Linked DNA regions of Homo sapiens: region 2 is linked to region 1. A link is a loop called in an ENCODE intact Hi-C map of the cell type or tissue named here. Cell type or tissue: MCF 10A. All regions are shown on one strand. Links, peaks and the distances in the headings refer to the core of each region. The heading gives the core; the rest is flanking DNA. Region 1 has its middle 210 kb from the start of FAT4. Region 2 has its middle 72 kb from the start of ANKRD50.

The links. Hi-C counts contacts between places; a loop is a spot of excess contacts. Peaks named below come from ENCODE experiments on the same cell type or tissue, not always from the same donor. Only the 100,000 strongest peaks of a DNase experiment are listed, where the experiment ranks them.
Region 2: it touches region 1 in a loop (4-fold over the local background); 1 of 110 quality-filtered maps calls a loop at or near these places.

Annotation. Positions count from the first base shown.
Region 1 is chr4:125,099,333-125,104,726 of GRCh38, forward strand. No RefSeq gene overlaps it. Among named protein-coding and RNA genes, the nearest start is that of FAT4, 210 kb to the right of the region's middle. In MCF 10A, for the core only: no CTCF peak of the experiment used is centred there; a DNase peak (open chromatin) is centred at 2,629.
Region 2 is chr4:124,638,123-124,643,516 of GRCh38, forward strand. No RefSeq gene overlaps it. Among named protein-coding and RNA genes, the nearest start is that of ANKRD50, 72 kb to the right of the region's middle. In MCF 10A, for the core only: no CTCF peak of the experiment used is centred there; DNase peaks (open chromatin) are centred at 2,119 and 4,099.

The DNA of each region.
Region 1 (5,394 bases), core at 112-5,111:
TAGCTATTATTCTAGGACGTATATTCATTGCACTCATAGGTGAAGCCCATTGTTCTGCGAAATCTATGATAACTACTTAATTGTAACCTTTTCATTTTTATTGTATACGATCAAAATTTATCACCAAGTAACTTTTTAAAAGAGGTCCAAAAAAGTAAGCTTCCTGGTTAAATACATGTATGAAAAATCTAATTTAATATGGCCTTATTTTAAAAATTATTTTGGCTGGCTAATTACTTCCAGTTTAAAAACATTTTCTCATAACTTTCAGGCATTATTTTTTCTCTAGAATTTAGTGTTACTAATTAGAATTCTGAGGTCATTCTTATTTGTTAGTCTTTTTTGTTCTTCTATTTTCCTTGAATCTTGAAGATTTTGTGATTGCATGTGTCTGGAGGTCACTTTTTCAGTCACTGAGTGAGTGCTCAATGAGGCATGACCATCTTAAAATATATACCTTGGATTTTTTTTCTAATAATTTTATCCCCTCCATTTTCTTTATTCTCTCTGAGATTTTACTTTAGTGGATATTGCACTGACTGCTTAGGTCCTCTGGATAGTTTATCTTTTCTCTGTTATTCCTAATGTCTGTAATATGGGATGTTTCTCTGTTTTCAACTTTCATTGTTTGTACATAAAGTTACATATATATTTAATGCATATAAGATCTTCTGTTTTAGGAATTGTTCCACTGTCAGGGAATTCATTCCTTATTTTGTAGTGTATCTTCTCAAAATTCTCTCAGAATTCTCTTTGCTAAGTTATTTCTATTTTTTCAGAGAGAGATACTATGCTTTGGTCTTTCTGTTTTACAGTGATGATTTTTGGATTTGTGTGATGGCTGTTCTGTGAACATTTCATAACTAAGAATAGAGACGTGGACAGCTGCTAAGAATTTTCTTTGTTATTGTGATAGTTGCTTTTTTCCTCCATTATGTCCCTCCCTTTACAATATCTGAGACACAGCTCTGTGTATGTGGATAGACTGTATTAAGTATATTCCTTGGACCAAGCATGTGAGCAACTGCTTACCAGATTGTGGACCCCCAAGTGCAAAGGGGAAGACTTAGCCCAGGAACACCTAGGTAGGCAGAATAATGGCTGGCCACAGACACCCACATCCTCATTACAGAAGCAATTAAGTTAGAGAGCTTGAGATGGAGAGGTTATCTTGGATTGTTACGTTGCACTCAGTGAATGTAATGACAATGGTCCTTACAAGTGAGAGGCAGACAGGAATGTCAGAGTCAGAGATGGAGGTGTAATGACAGAAGGAGAGATCAGTGATGCAGTTGATGGCTTTGAAGACAGAAGGAGGACATGGGGCATGGGATGTAGGTAGCCTATAGAAGCTGCAAAGGGTAAGGAAACAGATTCTTTCCCAAAACCTCCAGAAAAAAACACAGTTCTGTTGACTGCTTGATTTTAGCCCAGTGAGACTATTTTGGATTTTTAACCTCCAAAACCATGAGACTTGTATTATTTTAAGTCACTAAATTTGTGGTAATCAGTTATAACAACCATCAGAAACAAATGTTAATTTTGGTACCTGGAAGTGGGTTACAACAAATAAAAAATATGTGGAAGGGGCTATGGAATTAGGCAGTGGGCAGGACTGGAAGAGTTTTGAGGGACATGATGAAAACAGCCTAGATTGCTTTGAACAGTAGAGTGAGGAATATGTTATTGGAAAATGGAGGAAATATCATATAATATTATGTAGTGGCAGAAAGCTTAGTTGACACATGTCCGACACAAGTAATATGGCAAGCAGTTATATGGTAAACGAAACATGGAAACTATAAATTCAAACATTTAGCTGAGGAGATTTCCATGAACAGAGTTGAAAGGATGGTTGGTTTCATTTTCTGCTTATAGTAAAATGTAAGAGGAAAGAGATGGATTGAAGGAAGAAATGTTAAGCAAAGAGAAACTAGACTTGATGATTTTGGAAATTATCAGCCTTTTCAGACGGCCAAAATTAGGAGATTCATTCCAGAAAAGTATGCTCTGGAGAGAAAGCCAAAGGTGTGGCTGGGCAACCTTTTGCTACTGCCTGGAAAAATCCAAAGGTCAGAATGTTCCCTCTCACAGAGGGCTCACTGAAAGGATTAGGCAGATGACTTATGGGTTCCCTCACTCATCAGAAATGAAAAATAGGGATGGGATTATCCAGAAAAGATATGTGGACAAGCCTCTTGTCTGTTTAAGTGAATCTAGGACACACACATGGAAGACCTACATGGATAACATTCCTGAGAATGTTATCCCAGCAGAAACACTGCCAACCTGAATGGAAAGGGACAGAGAGAAGACATAATATAAGAAATCTATCAGACTCCCCAAATTCTACAGGCAGGAAACAGGCTGATAACACTACTCAGCTGCAAGCACACGCTACTCATTCAAAAAAAAGAACAGTAACTCTAAGGGCAAAGAAATGCACCCAGAAGGCAAAGTCACAAGACATAGAGAATTATTCCCAGGCCTTGAGACCTAAATGAGTTTGCACTACTACCAACGAGCAGTATGAAATAGTTTCCCCATTACAAATGAGCAGTATGAAATAGTCAACAGGCGGAGTCTTTGGGATGAATCTGATGCCAAATTGAATCTTAGCTCCTTTTTCTAACTGCCTAGGGGCAAACTATTTCACCTTTTGGTATTTCAGTTTCATCACCTAAACATTAGGATGATGACACCTTCCTTCACACATTTGTTATAAATAGTGCATTAAAAATATGTAAATTGTGTAATCCATATACTGACCCATAGCAAACCTTCAGAAACTGGTAGCTATTATTCTACCAGTGAATCATGGAGGGAAAGTGAAAGAAAGGATATCATTCTTGCAGTTTACCACTATATATAATATAGGTATAATATTTTAAAAGTTAGGCATTGTCATGTAAGTGATAAATCTATATTTTTAGTATTTCCATGATGACAAAATATGAAGTATTTCTACCTAAGATTATGAGTAAAATTTAAATATGAACATTTCCTTCTGTATTAACAGAAATTTTGCCAATCTCACAGTAGCTACAAAACTAGAAAATAAAAATCTATCTTTGAGAGTTACTGTTATTCATTAATGTAACTAAAATACTATTAGGATTGTGATGTCAAAAAGTCAACTGTGACAAAAATCTTTAGATTTGTATTCTTATGGCAGGGAGTGGTGGCTCATGCCTGTAATCTCAGCACTTTGGGAAGCTGAGGCGGGCAGATTACAAGGTCAGGAGATCGAGGCCATCCTGGCTAACATGGTGAAGCCCCTTCTCTACTAAAAATGCACACAAAAAAAAAAAATTAGCTGGGTGTGGTGGCACATGCCTGTAGTCCCAGCTACTCGGGAGGCTGAGGCAGGAGAATCACTTGAATCCAGGAGGTGGAGGTTGCCGTGAGCCTAGACAGCGCCACTGCACTCCAGCCTGGGTGACAGAGTGAACTCTGTCTCAAAAAAAAAAAAAAAATTGTATTCTTATAATTGCATTCTGAGATTGGAGCAAAATATAGAATTAATGAAACATTTTATCTATAAAGCATCATGTAGTGATGGTTTAGAGTTTAATGGCGTGGTACAAATACAATATTCATCAAAATGCCTCAGCAAGAGTCAGACATCTACTTGCCTAAAGGTTAGCTTTAGATGATGCAGGTTTTATAATCTACACAAAGGCAATGCTAGCAGATCAATTCTCATTCTTGGTGGTGGTACCACATACTCCTTTTCTGAGCCCTAGGAGGAAATAAGGAGTGGCATAAAAGTGCTTCTTAGCATTTTATGGCACATAGTGTTACTACAAGGTACTATATCTTTCCTGACTTATTACATCCCTTAGTAGCCATGTAAATCTCAAAGAATAGAGACTAACCCTTATGAATTACTTTAGAATATGTACCATGCTGTTAGAAATGAATTATGTTGAAAAATCATGAAATCAAACTGATAGCCTACAAAGTTTTTCCTCTTCTCATAATCATGCCAAATTATTACATTTGCTGTTTGATTAGACAGGTAAGTGAATATATTTCTTCTACTCAGGTTGGTTGAGAAGGAGATTTAAATGATGCTCTTCCCTGAAGAGCTGATAGATGCAGGCAGGGTTGATAAGTTGTTTTCTGCCTAATTTTTGTCTTTGAGTGTAACATAAGCTTGTGACTTTCTTACCATAGTCTTTATTGTGCATATTACAGAGGTCAAAGCATTTCTATTCCACTGATTTTATTATAACAGAAGCTCTGGAAACTGTTATTGCATGATAAACAAAAAAGATACAAAGATACAATGTTTGAAAAATGATTTTAAAAAGCGAGTAACAATTGTATAACAGAGAAGAATCTATTGAAATGTAAATTTAAGTGAAATGCCAAGGAATATGCTTTTAATAATAACACTTTATGATCCTTTTGCCTCAGGTTTTCTTTCCTCCATCTATTCATTGAGCAGCCATTAATGACCAATGCAACCAAATGAAAGAAAAACAGTTGTCTTTAATGACATAGCTATTATGGTTTTAAAACGCTGTGGTCTCATTTCAAGTAAGATGATTGATAGAGGCTTATTATTACCATTATTGAGTTATTTCAAACAAACGCCATTTTAGAAACAAAATAGGATGTAACAACACAATAATGGTGTACATGTTTTTCTAATATTTGTCATGTATTGTAAAACAAATAAAACAAATGGAAAGCTTAGTTTTTACTTTAGTAAGGCCTATGGTTTTCCAAAAAAAGGCATTAACCAAACATTTTTACAGGGAGATGGGTGATACAATAGCCTGTATTATAAATAGATTCTCAGTCATTATTACCATATGAAATTGCTAAAAAGAGGCATACTACTTAACATTGTTAGACTACCAAATCCAATGGTATATATACTATTCATTATTAGAGCTCTATGTGATTTATTTATATAGCAGAGACCTGCTTTGTTTGAAAAGCACTCTTTACTGCAAACCTGTCTTTAACATAACATACCAAAAGTAAATGAATGAAAATATGATGGCAGTGATTATTTTGAGTGCCCCTGTCTTTACAGCATTAGGATTATCTCACTTGATTACCCTTCTCTTTGTTTTATTCTGGTTTTTGTGTTCTTCCTATGCTCGTTTGCTTTCCCCCGTGCTCCTCTTTCATAAATGTCTGCCTGCTACATGCATTTTAATAGCAAGGCAGAGGGAAGGGCCTGGGAATCCAAAGTTAATCTCCATGTTTCTACTGTCATCTTTCACCCCCAGCTTCTGCTATACTTTCCATCTCTGAGTCCAAAGCACCTGCAGGAGAAATTAAAAATAAACAGCTGCAGAAAGGGTAAGGCAGATGGGTGTGAGAGAGACAGATACACCAGGCTTACTGGGCAAAAAAAGGAAAAATCTGTGTTAA
Region 2 (5,394 bases), core at 237-5,236, 460 kb before region 1:
TGGATTTGGTTACATTTTCAACAACATGCTCTGTAAGAAGCTTCATACCAATGTTTCTCTCTTTCTTATGACCTTTCTACCTATAACTTGATTGAAAGAATTCACCATCGGTGCAGGCATATGTCCCACATAAAGGCTAATAGAAACTGCATCTTCATGCACATCAAGGAAAGGCTTTTCCCATTAAAACAAAACAAAACAAAACAAAACAAAAACACTAAAGCTTTGGTCCTTTTTTTTTCTATGCATTCTATTTTTTAAAAAAATACTGTTTAGAGACAATTACAGGGGCCATTTGTGATGTTATTGGTCAACATGGTTCTAAGGACATATTTTTTTTTCTCAGAACTTGGTGAAAAGTGCTTTCATCCAATAAAGGCAAGAGATGATGATGAGAAAGCTGGCTTTGTTCATTTCGTCAATATGCAATTTTTGTCGTCCTTTGGCTCTTTTTCATATTGTAATGCTGTGATGAATCAAACACAGCTACAAATCTTGCAATATTATTTCCATTATAGATTGTCCTCAAGGATAACCATTTCACTTATAACATTAAATTTCAGGATAATTTTTCAGAAATGAATTTGGGGGCCAAATGCCAGCCCTTTGAAGAAGTGTGTAAACGTGTCTCATTTTTTAGTCTTGACTTTCAGCTATAAGTTTCTGACAAAGACTCTCTTTGACCAAACTGTAGTCAGGCTCCTCTGAGCCCTCTTCTCAGCTAGGCTTCAACCTCAGGTTTCCCTGTTTTCCTGGGGTCCAGTTATAGCAAGAATCCTGCTAAGTTAATTCAGAGAGAATCTCTCAACCCTTGATATTTGATCACTCTTAGTATCTATTAATAATCAGATTCCTCATGCCCTACCATCAATACCTGACCATTCTGGCCTGCCTTCAGCAAGAGTCTTGTTAGGTCAGTTTCACCAGAACCCCTGCTGCCCTTCATGTCTCCTTTTAGTAATTTTTTGTCTACCAACGACTCTCCAAACTGCTCTTTTGTTATAAATCTCCCACTAGTTTTTGCTGTATTCAGAATTGAGCCTGATTTCTTTCCAGTATTTTGATAGCTTTTATACCTATTGCAATGGTTCTGTAATAAAGTCTTCCTTACCATCTTGTCAGAACTGTCAGAACAAGGTTTTTTTTTTTTTTTTTTTTTGACAGTTCATTAGTTTTAATAAGTCTCAGTAATTGTACGCTTGGGAATTCTCAAATAAATCACAGATACCTACTGGATGAGCTAACTTGTAGCTTCATTTTTCTAAGGAGAATATTTCAGAATATTTACTAATCTTTGAAGATAAAGTTTATTGCAGATGTTAATCTGACTTTTAATCTGCTTTCATCTTTTTCTTATTTATCTCTGCCTCACCTCTATTACTAACATGATATTATTCAGGAATAAATGTTCTACTTCTAGCCTCTAAATCAAAGCATATAGTTTCATACAATAAAATCAATTCTGACTACTCAGGGAAAAAGATAAGCTTGTCTGTATCAAAAATCTATTTAGAGTTTTGATGAAATAAACTTTTTCCAAAAAATCCATAAGCCACCAATTAGCATCTTATGAAGGAATATGCTATGCATTAAGACTATTTAACTAGTTTGAACATTTAGATGGCCAATTATAGTCTTAGTCACAATATCAGAAAAAAGCAGAATTTGTATGAGTAGAGTTAAATCAGAACTACTCGTAATCATAATAATCAACTCCTCAAATAACTATAAAAGTTATTAATGAATAAATAAGAGACACATTTGACTCAAGTCAGTTAATTTAAAATAGTTTGCCTAATTTAGCAAGCCATGTGGAAATCAAAGAGAAAAAGAAAAGGGCAACTAACATTTATTTAGTGCTTCAACAGGTGTTTCATAATGTTAACTCCTTTAATCTTCACAACCTTGTAGTGAGTATATTATCTTAATTTTAAATAAAGGAAACAAGATGTGAGAGGTTACGTAATTTGCCTAAGGTCAAAGTGCTAGGAAATGGTAAATACCAGATTTGAAATTAAGCCTGACTAAAAAAGTTCACGCCTTCACTAAGTCCTGCAGTTCAGGCAGGAAATAAGTTTTGCATCCTTAGCTAGTCCATGGGATTGCAACCATGGCATGCTAAGGTGACACTGTAATGAGTCACCATGGCATGACTCCAGCCAATGTAAAAATTGGCAGATGGGACCTACTTGCATTCAGAAAAAAATGACTAAAAGGGCCCCTAACGAATAAATAATATTTCAAAATTTGAGCTGAAAAAGAAGTTCAAAGAAACAAATTTGTCAGTTTCATTGACTTATTTTAAATTGAGAATACATTCACTTGGTAAATAAATAGAAGTATCCAGTGAAAAGTCTACCTCCATCTTTGCCATGTGAGCTGAGAGTTTCTATTCCCCTCTTTCCATACATAAACCATGTGATCAGCTTTTTATGTGCCCTTCCAGTGGTTGTTTCATGAAGACATTTTGTCACCTTTCTTATGAAAAAGGAAGCATAAGATACATACTGTTCTACACCAAGTTTTTTTCTCACATAATAGAATATCTTGGAGAGTTTTACTAATCTTTACTAAAGATTGGTACATAAATAGCTACCTCATTCTTTTTTTTTTTTTTACAGTTGCAGAACGTTTCATTAAATAGACAATAATTTATTTAATCAGTCTCTACTAATGGGCATGGTTTTCAAATTTCTTGCCATTATCATTTTTATTTTTGTGCTATACTTTCATTATTGTTGGTCAATTATCTTTTAATTATTCAAATAATGCTTCAATGAATAAAGTTGTATATACATAATTTCAAACAGGTATAGGCATATCTGTAGGTAAACTACCAAAATGGGATTGCTGGGTCAAAGAGTAAATGAATTTATAATTTTCTAATATCATAAGTAAATTGCTTTTCGTAGGGATTGTGGCAGTTTCTACTCCTATCTGCAATGTGTGAGCATGCCTATTTCTCATAGAGTTTATTAAAAAGAGATTTTTTTAAATCAAGTTTTGAGATTTTTGCCATACTAATAGATTAAAAAATGCTATTTTAGTATATTTGTTACACTACATGTTGTACTCAGTTATTGTTTGTATATGTAAGAATGATTGAAAATACGTATTTTTTACTTTACTGCATTATTGAAACCTCTCATTACTTATCAGGTAGTTTTTCAGGTTATTCACTTGGGCTCTTCTAAGTATACAATGACATTGTCTGCACTCAGTAATAACTTAAACTTCTTCATTGCAAACTCCACTGTTTTTTTTGTTGTTGTTGTTTCTAATTACATCAACTACTAATTCAGAATCTATGTAATAAAATTTCATATAACTGTAAAAAAAAAGAGAAAGAGTACATATAAAAACTTGTGAAACACTAGTCTATGATTTTGTTACAGTATTGCTCCAATGTCAGTTTCCAAGTTTTAGTAAATGTATTGCAGTAATGTAACATGTTATCATTGGAAGAATCCGGGTAAAGAATGTACATAGGAACTCTGAACCATTTACGCAAGTAAAATAAAAGGTTTCCTTGCATTTGATAGACTTCTTGCTCTAATTCTGACACGTATTTCTTTATAGAAATTTAGGCTTTTTAGATATTTAGATATGCTTATAGAGGGTAATGGTAGAAAACCCCATAATATTGTTTAGTCTACACACATTCAAATTTATAACATGTCTTATGTGTTGTGGTTATATTTCATACAGCATGGTGATCTTTCTCAACTTGAAAAATTAGATAAAAAATTACTCACAAGTGGAAAATATGCTGCCGTTTCCTGTACTCATCCCTGATGGGAAAACAGAGGCGCCTCTCTTCTCTGTGTGACAGGTTGAAGAAGGAATATTGATCCAGTCTCCTCTGAAATAATGCATCTTCACTGTGGATTCCCTTATAGGGAAGAAAGAATGTTAGTAAAATCGATGTGAAAGTAGAAACATAAAATCTTAGGGGTTGAGGTGGGGATGGAAAATCATTCAACATGGATTAAGAAGATCTGTCATATGAATGAGACTAAGTTTTCTGAGTCATTCTCTTAAAGGAGGAAGTTGAACTAGATGACCCAATGCAGCACTTGTAAGCATCGCTGATTTTCAGAAATGCTGGGAAGCTGCCAAGGTGATTCAGATGACAAGCCAGGTTTGAAAACCCACTGATTCAAGACAAATTTTATGTCTAAGTTATTATTTGAAATAGGATCAGAATATCATCCATTGCAGGGATAACTGTTATTCCCAACAAATAACCAATTGACTGAAAAAGTGAGAGTTCTTAAACCAACCCAAATATGCATTTCAGACCTTAGAAAAATAGTTATTCTTGTTTAAAAATTACTTTTCACCTTGAAGGAAATTTTGTATAACCTTCAAGTCTTCATTATTAAGCACTCCATTGAGAATATATTTGACTTAAGTACATCCTAAATAACAGCTTTAAGTGAAATGAGTCAAACTTTTCTTTCATATGTTATGAGCTACTGTATTTATTTAACATTTGAATAGGATCACCATAAAAAAAGGGGAAATACTTCAGAAAAACGCTGTATCAGACTTTATAAATGATTATACAATTCTTACATAGTTGAGGTTTTATTTTAATTCTCTCTAGCTCTTCATTGCTTAAATTTCAAAAATGACTTAGCAGGTTTTCTTTCTCTTAAAAAATATTTTTACAATTGCTTAGGTAGAATCTTTCGCCTATATGGGGCTAACTGCTGTTAAGTCCCGACTCTCACTTCAACCACTATAACTTCGTGCTTTACCTTCAGACTTTTTATCTTTAATACTAATGTTTACCCTTAACAGACTGATGTATTTTTAAAACAGAAACCAAGAACTGCTTCTTCAACTCTTCCTAAAAGGCACCTTTCATTAAAAATAGGTGTAGGCAGGGCGAATAAGGGACCTTGCCCATACTTGCCTATCTTCTCTCATTAAGGTTCTAGGGTGTCACTCTTGGGTCAGGTCCCACATTTGTACTCTCATCACTGCCCTGTGGGGAGGGCTGAGACAAACAATGACAGAATTTGGCTTCTGTTCTCCAAGGAAGTACCTGTGAGCATAGGCAGAGAAGTTATCTATATCATACATAGTAAGTCTTGATGGGGAAAATATTTTAAAGCCTGATGACCACAGTGTTCGTCCCTCTTAGAAGTCTATGAAAGGCCCTGCTGCTATGCTAGTAATTAACACCAAAGAAGAGCTCGCTCCTTGAAGGCAGCATCATAGATAAATGCTCTCTCACTAAGGCAATGTCAGAGGTTAAGTCCTTAATAACGAGGCAATGGAGTAAAGTTGAACTCTTGGTTGAATCCTAAACTGAGCTCTGCCTGATCTCTACATGCTCCCACACCTTCTTCACAAATAAATGTATGTAATTTTTCAAGTTCCACC